Regions from separate parts of the Homo sapiens genome. Here region 1 is linked to region 2. A link is an interaction called in ENCODE POLR2A ChIA-PET data of the cell type or tissue named here. Cell type or tissue: IMR-90. All regions are shown on one strand. Region 1 overlaps PRR5L (proline rich 5 like). Region 2 overlaps LDLRAD3 (low density lipoprotein receptor class A domain containing 3).

Region 1 (5,000 bases), 350 kb before region 2:
GGACGGATCATATTAATTGTTTTCAAACTTTGTTTTATAGCAAGTTTTATCCAAACACAATTTTTCTTGGAGTTCTAATACATAAAATTAAAAAGTAGAGATGCCTGGTTGAAGATGGCAGAGTCCCTTAAAGGTTCCCCACATGCCTATTCACTGTACAGAACAGGCCCCAACACCCAGAACTCTAAGACTAGAAGAGACTCAGAGAATATGCCAGGCCTGGTGCTCTCAGGCCATGCCAGGGCAGGGGGACAGAATCTTGGATGAACTTTGTTCATCCTGTCTAGCCCCATTTCTGAGTTTTCACTCTGAGTGTATCTATGATGAGGGTTACTTGGGTGAGAGACATTCAACTTCCCCTTTTAAGGGCACTTGAACCTCTGGTTTTATTCAGTTTCTTTTTCATAGAGCTGTTTTTCCACATTTCCAGGAGCTTGTAATAACTCCCCAGATAACATACATACAATTAATATGGCCAGGGATAATGTTTCCTTTCCCTCCCTTTACCACGCAGTTGTCTTCCACATTTTTGTACTAGCCTGACTCCAAAATGCAAAAGAGGGCTGGGCACAGTGGCTCATGCCTGTAATCCCAGCACTTTGGGAGGCCAAGGCGGTGGATCATTTGAGGTCAGGAGTCGAGACCAGCCTGGCCAACATGGTGAAACGCCTACTAAATATACAAAAATTAGCTGGGCGTGGTGGCACGTGCCTGTAATCCCAGCTATTCAAGAGGCTGAGGCATGAGAATCACTTGAACCTGGGAGGTGGAGGTTGCAGTGAGACGAAATCATGCCACTGTACTCCAGCCTGGGCCACAGAAGTGAGACTCTGTCTCAAAAAAAGAAGCAAAAGAGCCACTAAATTCTTGGTCAAAGCAAGTCACCTAAGAATAAGCCCCTTCCTTTGACACATGAGAGGATAAAGCTAATGTAGCATACACATAAAATGGAATATTAGCCTTAAAATAAGAAGGGAATCCTGTCACATGCTACAACATGAATTTGAGGACCTTATGCTGAATAAAACTAAGCCAGTCTCAAAAGGACAAACACCATATGATTCCACTTATAAGACGCCTAGATTAGTCAAAGCATGGAAACAAAAAATAAGATGGTGGCTGTCGGGGGCTGAGGAAAGGGGGCAATGTTGGGAGTTGTTCAATGGACGTGGAGTTTCTGTTTTGCAAGATAAAGTTCTAGAGATCTGTTACACAACAATGTAAATATAATTAACACTACTGAACTGTAAAGTACTGAAATTATAAAGAGGGTATATTTTATATTGTGTGGGGTTTTGTTTAACCACAATTTAAATTTTTTTTTCTAAAGGTCTTGGGTTATTGGGTATTTATAAGGTTGAAAAAAAAATGTCATCGATGTATTCAAGGGAAGAATGGCTACAGGTTCAGCCAACTCTCAAATGTGCAAAGGTTAATTTCTAACCTCTATTCTTCCCAAGGCTTGGTAAGCATTAACTGTTTGCCAGACCTTGGAACTTTCCAGCGTCAGTTTCTCATTTTCCTTCCTACTTTGTCTTTCTAGGAGCCCCTTTCCTGGACACACTCGTGTCTTTCCCAGGGAATGGGAAGAAACAAAAGGATGATGACATGACACCTAATAAGTCTGGATCTGGAAGTAAGTTTGATCTACGGTTCATTAGGCTGGAGCAGAAAAAAAAGAAAGGGTCCGGTATGTTCGCCTGTGTGCCAGGTATGGTGTTATGCCACTCATGTGCCTTATATTCCCTACAACCCCTCACCCCAATTTATCACTTCAAAAATGATAAAAGCTGAGACTTGGAGAAACTAGTAACTAACCAAAAGTCACCCAAGAAGGAGGTGGCAAGCTAAGATCAAGCCCCACTTTGGTGGGAGCTAAGAGTAGCCCTTGGTAGAGTCATGGGGTTGGCTAATTCTTGCCTTTGGAACCTGTTTCTATCTCCATTCAGTTCCTTTCTTTCCTGTCAGTTGGACTTTAAACTCTAAGATCAGGAAATTTCCCTTTATCTATCAAATCATACCCTATTGAGTGAGTGCCTGCTTAGCCTAATGTCCTGCAAATGGACAGGACTCCTCTCTTCTATGACTCCCCAGAAATATTACAAAGGCCTGTAGGAAATAGCTCGGGACAGACCAGAGGAAATAGCATGGAGGATTCACAGTATAACTTATACCTTCAAAGGTGACCACCAGCCTGCATCCCATTAAAAACAAAAACAAAAACAAAAACAAAAACAAAACAAAAAAAAACCCTGAACAAGGTCTCCAAAGAAACCACCCCGTCCCACTACATTTTTCTGAAACACAGTTCTGACTTGCACTGCTGTGAGCAGCTGACTCAAATCAAAGTGCTGCTGCCTAGGTAGGGAGGAAACGGACAGGGTGAATCACTCGCTTGGAGCCTGCCCCTTCTGGACAGAAGCATCTCAGCCGTCCAGACATCAAAGACTGAGTCACAGAGGCCCCAGTCTACCAGGGCTGTCTTGTACTTGCCTTCACACAGCTTGATCTTCTCCTCCACAAAGAACAGTCCTTTTGCAAGAAGCTGGTTCTGCCAAAAGAGAACAAAGAACATAAGAATTTGGACAACTCCAGAGCGTAAGTGATGAACCCTCTTCCACTTCCAGTGGGCAAGGGCACAGAGTTCTAGGCACTTGTGTTCTAGCCGTGCCTCGGAGTTTAAGAAGCCTTTTTTCCTCTTGGAAGGTTAAGGCTTCCGGAGAAGACAGTGAGACTTCCCATAGCAAAAGAACGAGTGAGATAAGAGGCAAACCCAACCGCCACCCTCATCCCTCAGACGAGGGAAGAGGCATGACACAAACTTGGGATGAATTCGCTATTGTTGACACCCAGTGTCCTAGAGGCCCTTAGTGATCTAAACTCACAAAAGGAAGCATTGAGGCAATGGGAAACTATGCAGAAATAACATATTTTTTTTTAAAAAAAAAGATAAATTTAGGGCTTCTCACACTAGCATGAAAGAGACTGCGTGCAAAATCTTAAGCAGCAGTGAATATGCATCTGTCAATGAATGTGTGCATGGGAAATTGTGGAAAGAGAAAGTAAAGTCCTCTTGCAACTGCAACTAACAATTGTTGAGCGTCCTGTCTACATCATAAGATTTATATCCTTCATCTCATTTAATTCAATCCTATCAAGTTGGTGCTACTGTCCTCACTTTACTGATGGTTAGTGAAGAGACTGCTCAAGGCAGACAGACCTGGTCTTCCTGGGTCTGTAAGCCATGTTCTTTCCACTCCACTTCGCTGCCTTCCAGCAAGTCTTCCCACCCAGACCCCTTTCTTCCCTTGAAAGGCTATAGTTGGCCCCCTAAGACTTCTGCAAGTCACAGAAGCTCAGAGATCAATGACGGGCTGGTGTCTTTACACTCATGTCATATTATTAGATTACCCAGGCCTATGATTATGGGAGAGGCAGCTGCAAAGGTGATATGTATCTTACCAAAGTACCTAATGCATTCTTTAGCCTTCTCCATTATAAAACCCTAGATCCTACTGCAATGATAAAAGAAGCATATGGAGCAGAGTGGAAAGAACTTGGGTATCAGTTCAAGTTCCAGCTCAGCTACATTCTAGCTGTGCGATTTTGTATTTAATTTCCCTGAGTCCCAAGCTCCTCATATGTAAAATGGCATAATACTAGCAATACCATAACATTCTTCATTATAATCATTATAAACACATTAATCATTATAAACACATACACACAGTATTTTATGTCCTTAGTAATCAGCACTGGTGGTAGGAATAGTAATAGCTGCTATCTCAGCCCAACTTCTTCAAAAAAGGAGTGGGAGGCTGAGAGTCAGTAGTGAATGGGCCTTTATAAAATGTACTAATAGAACATTTTATCAAAGGTACTATCCCATTTCTGTGATGGATACACATTAACCAAATTCATACTCCTATTAAGATTTACAAAATATGACCTAATTTGAAAAAGTAACTGGTCATCAGGTAGTTCTTTCTTTTGAGATGGAGTCTTGATCTGTCACCCAGGCTGGAGTGCAGTAGTGGGATCTTGGCTCACTGCAACCTCTGTCTCCCAGGTTCACGCAATTCTCCCACCTCAGCCTCCTGTGTAGATGGGATTACAGGCACCAGCCACCATGCCCAGCTAATTTTTGTACTTTTTTGGTAGAGACGGGGTTTCACCATGTTGGCCAGGCTGGTCTCGAACTTTTGACCTTAAGTGATCTGCCCACCTCGGCCTCCCAAAGTGTTGGGATTACAGGTGTGAGACACCACACCCAGCCACCATGTAGTTTCAAGATGGCAGATAGAACACCAAATCAAAGTTACAGTGACACCATATAGGAATACACCAACTTTGTTAAAGGAAAAAAAAAAGCAATTCCTTCACAAAGAATTGTGAAACACACAGGCAATAAAGACAAAGCCCTAACCTGTTCTTTAGCTTCCAGCCAAGTTCATGAATCCCAGCTGGGTCATGGCAAGACTTTCTGGGTCAGAAAGCAAGAAAATACATCAGCACCAAATCGACATCTTGTGACAGCTGAGCTGGACATGAGTGGTCTGTGGAGGTGTGTTCAGATGGCAACCACTCCACCTGAATGCTTCTTAGCACAAATCTCATTTGTGCCCTGCAGTCTCCACCTGGTTGGTCCCTTTCACCTAGTCCAGGTGAGGTTCTCAGAACGTCCCCTTAGCATTCTGTGCATGGGCTCCTAAATGTCATTCTTCTCAGCACATCTAGTGTCAACACTGATGTTCCAGGCTTCTATTAAAACAACTTTCCTAACCCTCCCTAATTTCACATTTCTGAGATGCACCTATAGAGGTAATAGAGATCGCCTCTGTGATTCAATTTTCATCATTTTGTTCTATCACTATAATTATCTACATGGGGGGAGGATAGGGGGAACTGAGGCATGGACAGAAATGAAAACCTAGTCCAGGTGATAGCATGAGTTAACAGAAATTAATTCAAACCATTCATTTGTTAGAATTTTAGGTCCT
Region 2 (5,000 bases):
AAGTTCTTTAAAAATATAACTCTCTAGTTATTTTTGTTAAAGTCAAGACATCACCAAACAGAACCACTTCTTTAACTTTTATTTATTTCTTCTCACCATTTCATTATGGAAGATTTCAGACATATACAAAAATACAGCCTGGTTTATTGAACTCCATGGGTTTAACAATTATCAACTCACTGAACATTTTGTTTCAATCCCTGATGGAATTGGCTTGAAGTGCATCCCAGATAGCACATAATCTCTTTATATACTTCACTATATTTCTAAAAGATAAGGACTTTAAAAAATAGACACAATATCATTCTTACAATTAAAAATAAATAATAATGCCTTAATATCAAGTATCAAACCATGATTTAAATTTCTCTATCTCAATTTTTTTAATAGTTGATTTGTATGATCAGCATTCAAATATGGTCCACACATCACATTTAGTTAATTTGTCTTTTACTCTCTTAATCTGTAAGTTCCCTTTTCCTCTGTTTTTTTTTCTTAGAGTTTATTTATGAATGAAACTGGGTCTTAAAGAATTTCCCACATTCTGTATCTAAAAGTTTGCCTCCCTGTGGGGTCATTAACATATTCCCCTGTCCCTGAATTTCCAGTAAACTAATGGTTAGATTTAGAGGCTCAATCAGATTCAGGTGGGATGATTTTGGCAGAACAATCTCATAATGGTGATGCGTATTCCTTTGCACTGCATCAGACGACTGTCTTTTTGTGCTGCTGAAACTGGCTTATAGAAGTTCCTGCTCCAGGTCAGATGCAGTCATCACACCTCACTCTGGCTTTCCCACTGAATATCACTTAAAAAACCTGAAGAGAATGCATGCAGTAGCTGTGAAGGGTAATTTGGAGCAGGCCAAATGGAGAATAAGACCAAAATTTAAACTATCACCAAAATGGTGGCGAGTTTACCGTATTTTCTCCCTTTTGGAGCCCCAGGGAACTGGAAAGAACCAGAGACACTAAGAAGAGAAAGGAGCTCAGAAAAGCTAACCCATAAAACTGTTTACAAACTCCTAGGATGATCCCCTCAAGCTGCATGCACATGGACCTGGTCCTAATCAGCACATCAAAGACTGAACTCACAAACTACTGGTAGGGCCATAGGCAGGATACATCCAAATAGCATTGCAAAAACAGCGTGAAAACGATTGTAACCATAGCCCACAGAGGGCTGGTAGAAAACTGTGGCCTGACCTGCGCAGGTCATTTACCTACAAAAACACATATATAAGCACTCCCGCTAGGCTTCAAATAAGACCCAGAGTGTCACACATAATAATCAAAATATCCAGAATATAATCCAAAATTTCTTGTCATATTAAGAACCAAGAAAATCTCAATTCATTTGGGTTAAGACAATCAACAGACAAATGCCAAGATGACACAGATGTTGAAGTTATATGATGAAGATTTTATAGCAGCTATTACATAAATGCTCGAGTAAGCAATCACACACACTCTCAAAACAAATGGAAAAACAGAAAGTCTCAGCAAAGAAAGATATAAAGAAAACCAAAAAGAAATTTTAGAACAGAAAGATACAGTAACTGAAATTTAAACAACTAAACAAAACAAAACACTATATAGGCTTGAAAGCAGACTGGAGATGACAGATGAAAGAGTAAGTGAGCTTGATGACAGATTAACAGAAATTGTCCAATATGAACAATAAAAAGAAAAAGGAGTGATTAAAAATGAACAGAGCTCTGGTGTGGTGGCTCATGCTTATAATCCCAGCACTTTGGGAGGCTGAGGCGGGCGGATCACTTGAGCTCAGGAGTTTGAGACCAACCTGGGCAACATATCAAAACCCACCTCTACAAAAAATACAATAAAAAAAAAATTAGCCAGGCATGGTGGTGCATGCCTGTGGTCCCAGCTACTCAGGAGGCTGAGGAGGGAGGATCACTGGAGCTCAGGAAGTTGAGGCTGCAGTGAGCCATGATCGCACCACTGCACTCTAGCCTGGGTGATGGAGTGAAACCCTGACCTACCCCCCAAAATATAAAAAAATAAAAACTCACAGAGCCTCAGGGACTTGTGGGACTATAAAAACAGATCTAACATTGTTGTCATTAGACTCCCATAAAGAAAGGAGAAAACGTATAATACTTTTAAAATATCTGAAGAAATAATAGCTGAACATGTATAGCAAAAGACAAAAACCTACAGATTCAAATAGCTCAGAGAACCCTAACAGGATAAACTCAAAGAAATTATACCCAGACACGCTATGATCTAACTGATGAAAACTAAAGACAAAAAAAAAAAAACAGTTCAAAGCAGCTAAAGAAAAATGATATATAATCTACGGGGAAACAACTTGAACGACTGTAAATTTCTCTCCAGAAATCGTAAAAGCCAGATAGAAGTGGCATACTTAAAGTGCTTATAGAAAAGAACTGTCAGCTCAGAATTCTATATGCAGTAAAAATATCCTTTAGGAATGAAGGTGAAATAAAGACATTCTCAGATGAAGGCAAGCTAACATAATTTGTTGCCAACTTCAGAAGAATTGCTAAAGGAATTTCTTCACAGAGGAGGAAAATGATACTAGAAGAAGACTTGGCAATATCATGAATGAAGGAAAGAGTGATCAAATGGTGAATATCTGGGTAAATACAATACCTTTGGAACTCTTCAAAATATGTTTGAATATTTAAAGCAAAAATTAAAACACGGTCTTGTGGGGTGGCTAACGTACACAGATGTATTATATAAGACAACTATACTCTAAAGCGACCTAGAGAGTGGCAAGGTTTCTATTAATACATTCTACTTGAAGTGAATCCACACTGATTCAAAGCTGTGAGAAGACTGACTGGTAGATTCAGGAGTTTTCAGCCTGATCTCTCCATTATGAAGGCCCCATCAATTTTTTACCTAATGGTTTTAAGCAGTCATTGATGATCATTACCTAGACCCATTTTTCATTAGGAGTTACAAAATGAAGATACTCTAATTTCTTTATTCTTCTATTAGCTGGTATTCTTCAATAAAAAATAACCTTTTAAAGTCAGCTATTTGATTACTCTGAAGTATAATTCACATAGGAACGAGGGGATAAATAGTTTGACTCATACTTTTATTTACCACTTTCCAACATAGTGAGCTAGAATCACTATTTTTTCTAATTAAAAAAAATTGTATTTACTTATTTATTTTTATAGGGATGGGGTCTTGCTATGTTACCCAGGCTGACCTTGAACTCCTGGGGTTAAGTAATCCTCCCACCTCACACTCTGGAGTAGCTAGGGTTAAGACGGGTGCCCCACCTCGCCCGGCTTCAGAACCACTATTTTTAAATGGTAGCTATGTCAGAGGAAGATGCTGGCTTAATCCTCATTGGCATAGTTTGGAATGGGTATAATTTACTCATTTAGAAAATTAAAGACCAGACCAGGCATGGTGGCTCATGCCTATAATCCCAGCACTTTGGGAACCCAAGGCGGGAGGATTGTTTGAGCCCAGGAGTTCGAGACCAGCTTGGGCAACAGGGTAAAATGTCATCTCTACAAAAAAAAATTGCTTTTAAATTAGGAGGGTGTGGTGGCACACTCCTGTGATCCCAGCTACTCACAAGGCTGAGGTAGAAGGATTAGCTGAGCCCAGGAGGTTGAGGCTGGAGTGAGCTGTGATGGCACCACTGCACTCCAGCCTGGGTGACAGAGCAAGACCTTGTCTCAAAAAAAAAGAGAAAATTAAAGACAAATGTCCAAACATTTAAATCATACAAGGTCTTTAATTATGGCAGGGAATATATAGGATGACATAATCATTTAGAATGCTTATACTATAATGCGTCATACTTGCATTTTATTGCCATTGGATTATTCTGGGGTGTGTGTGTGTGTGTGTGTGTGTGTGTGTGTGTGTGTGTGTGTGTAATTTCTCCCTTAGATTATAAGATCCCCATGGACAGCAGGAAGCAGAGATCAAGCTGATACTCACTTACTAAAGGATTAACTAAAATACAAAAGAAGTATATTGTAAGTCCAAAATCAAAGGCAAAATCCTAGTAACTATGGTCTTCTCTTACAGTTTTGTTTTAAACCACTATTTTAAAAAATCAATTACTCTGTGCCAGCCATTATACTGACTACTTTTCGGTTATTATTTCATCTAATTCTCCAGCAATCTAGTATCTCCAACAATGGGATAAATATGAATAGTGTCTCATTCTAACTTACGGGATATGGGCAGTTTTGCTTTCTTCTTTATACTTGTTTATATTTTCCAAGTTCTTTACAATAATGAGAAGAAAAATATTTATTAAAATATGTGGTGGGGGTACAAAAAGGGATGAATAGGACAAGCACAGAAAATGTTTAGGGCAGTGAAACTATTCCGTATGATACTATAATGGTGGCTATGTGTCATGATATACTTATCAAGATCCATAGAATGTTCAACACCAGAGTGAACCCTAATGTAAATTATGGACTTGATGTGTTAACACAGGTTTGATCGTAACGATTGTATCACACTGGCCGAGGATATTGATAATGGGAGAAGCTGTGTATGTGTTGGGGCAGAGGATTTGGAAAATCTCTGTACCTTCCTCTCAGTTTTGCTGTGAACCTCAAACCCCTCTAAAACATAAAGTCTTTTATATATATATGCACAGAAAATAAACGTGTAAGTTTGTTCAGAGCCAATGATAATTATGAATGCTCAAGTAGTCTAAACATTTTGAGGAATGGGGAAAGAAGAAGAAACAGTGACCAGAGTGACCAGTGGCAGGTATGAAGCAACCTGATGGGCGAGCTGGGCCAGTATTAAAGGCGAAGAAGAGAGGCTTGAAGGTCACTGAGGCTGCTGTACGCAAAGTCATTGTGGACAGCAGGATGCTAAAAGGAAGGATCTGCATGTATCCAAGGCAAGGAGTAGTTAAACCCAACAGCAAGACTGCTAAGCTGCAAGGAAAGAGGGAGTGAACATGAGTATGTGTGTGCATGCACACTGATACCAGGGGAATATTATACAGC

The links. Peaks named below come from ENCODE experiments on the same cell type or tissue, not always from the same donor. Only the 100,000 strongest peaks of a DNase experiment are listed, where the experiment ranks them.
Region 1: POLR2A ChIA-PET joins it to region 2 with 7 read pairs; 2 of 35 experiments call an interaction of 5 or more read pairs at or near these places.

The regions. Positions count from the first base shown.
Region 1 is chr11:36,429,404-36,434,403 of GRCh38, reverse strand. It overlaps PRR5L (proline rich 5 like), which reads right to left. Exons shown (of 9, transcript NM_001160167.2): 5 at 2,494-2,551. Among named protein-coding and RNA genes, the nearest start is that of TRAF6, 78 kb to the left of the region's middle. In IMR-90, a CTCF peak has its summit at 2,411; a DNase peak (open chromatin) is centred at 2,413; H3K4me3 peaks cover 377 bases; H3K27ac peaks cover 343 bases.
Region 2 is chr11:36,082,634-36,087,633 of GRCh38, reverse strand. The region is part of intron 3 of LDLRAD3 (low density lipoprotein receptor class A domain containing 3); the gene reads right to left. Among named protein-coding and RNA genes, the nearest start is that of MIR3973, 75 kb to the right of the region's middle. In IMR-90, no CTCF peak of the experiment used is centred here; no DNase peak of the experiment used is centred here.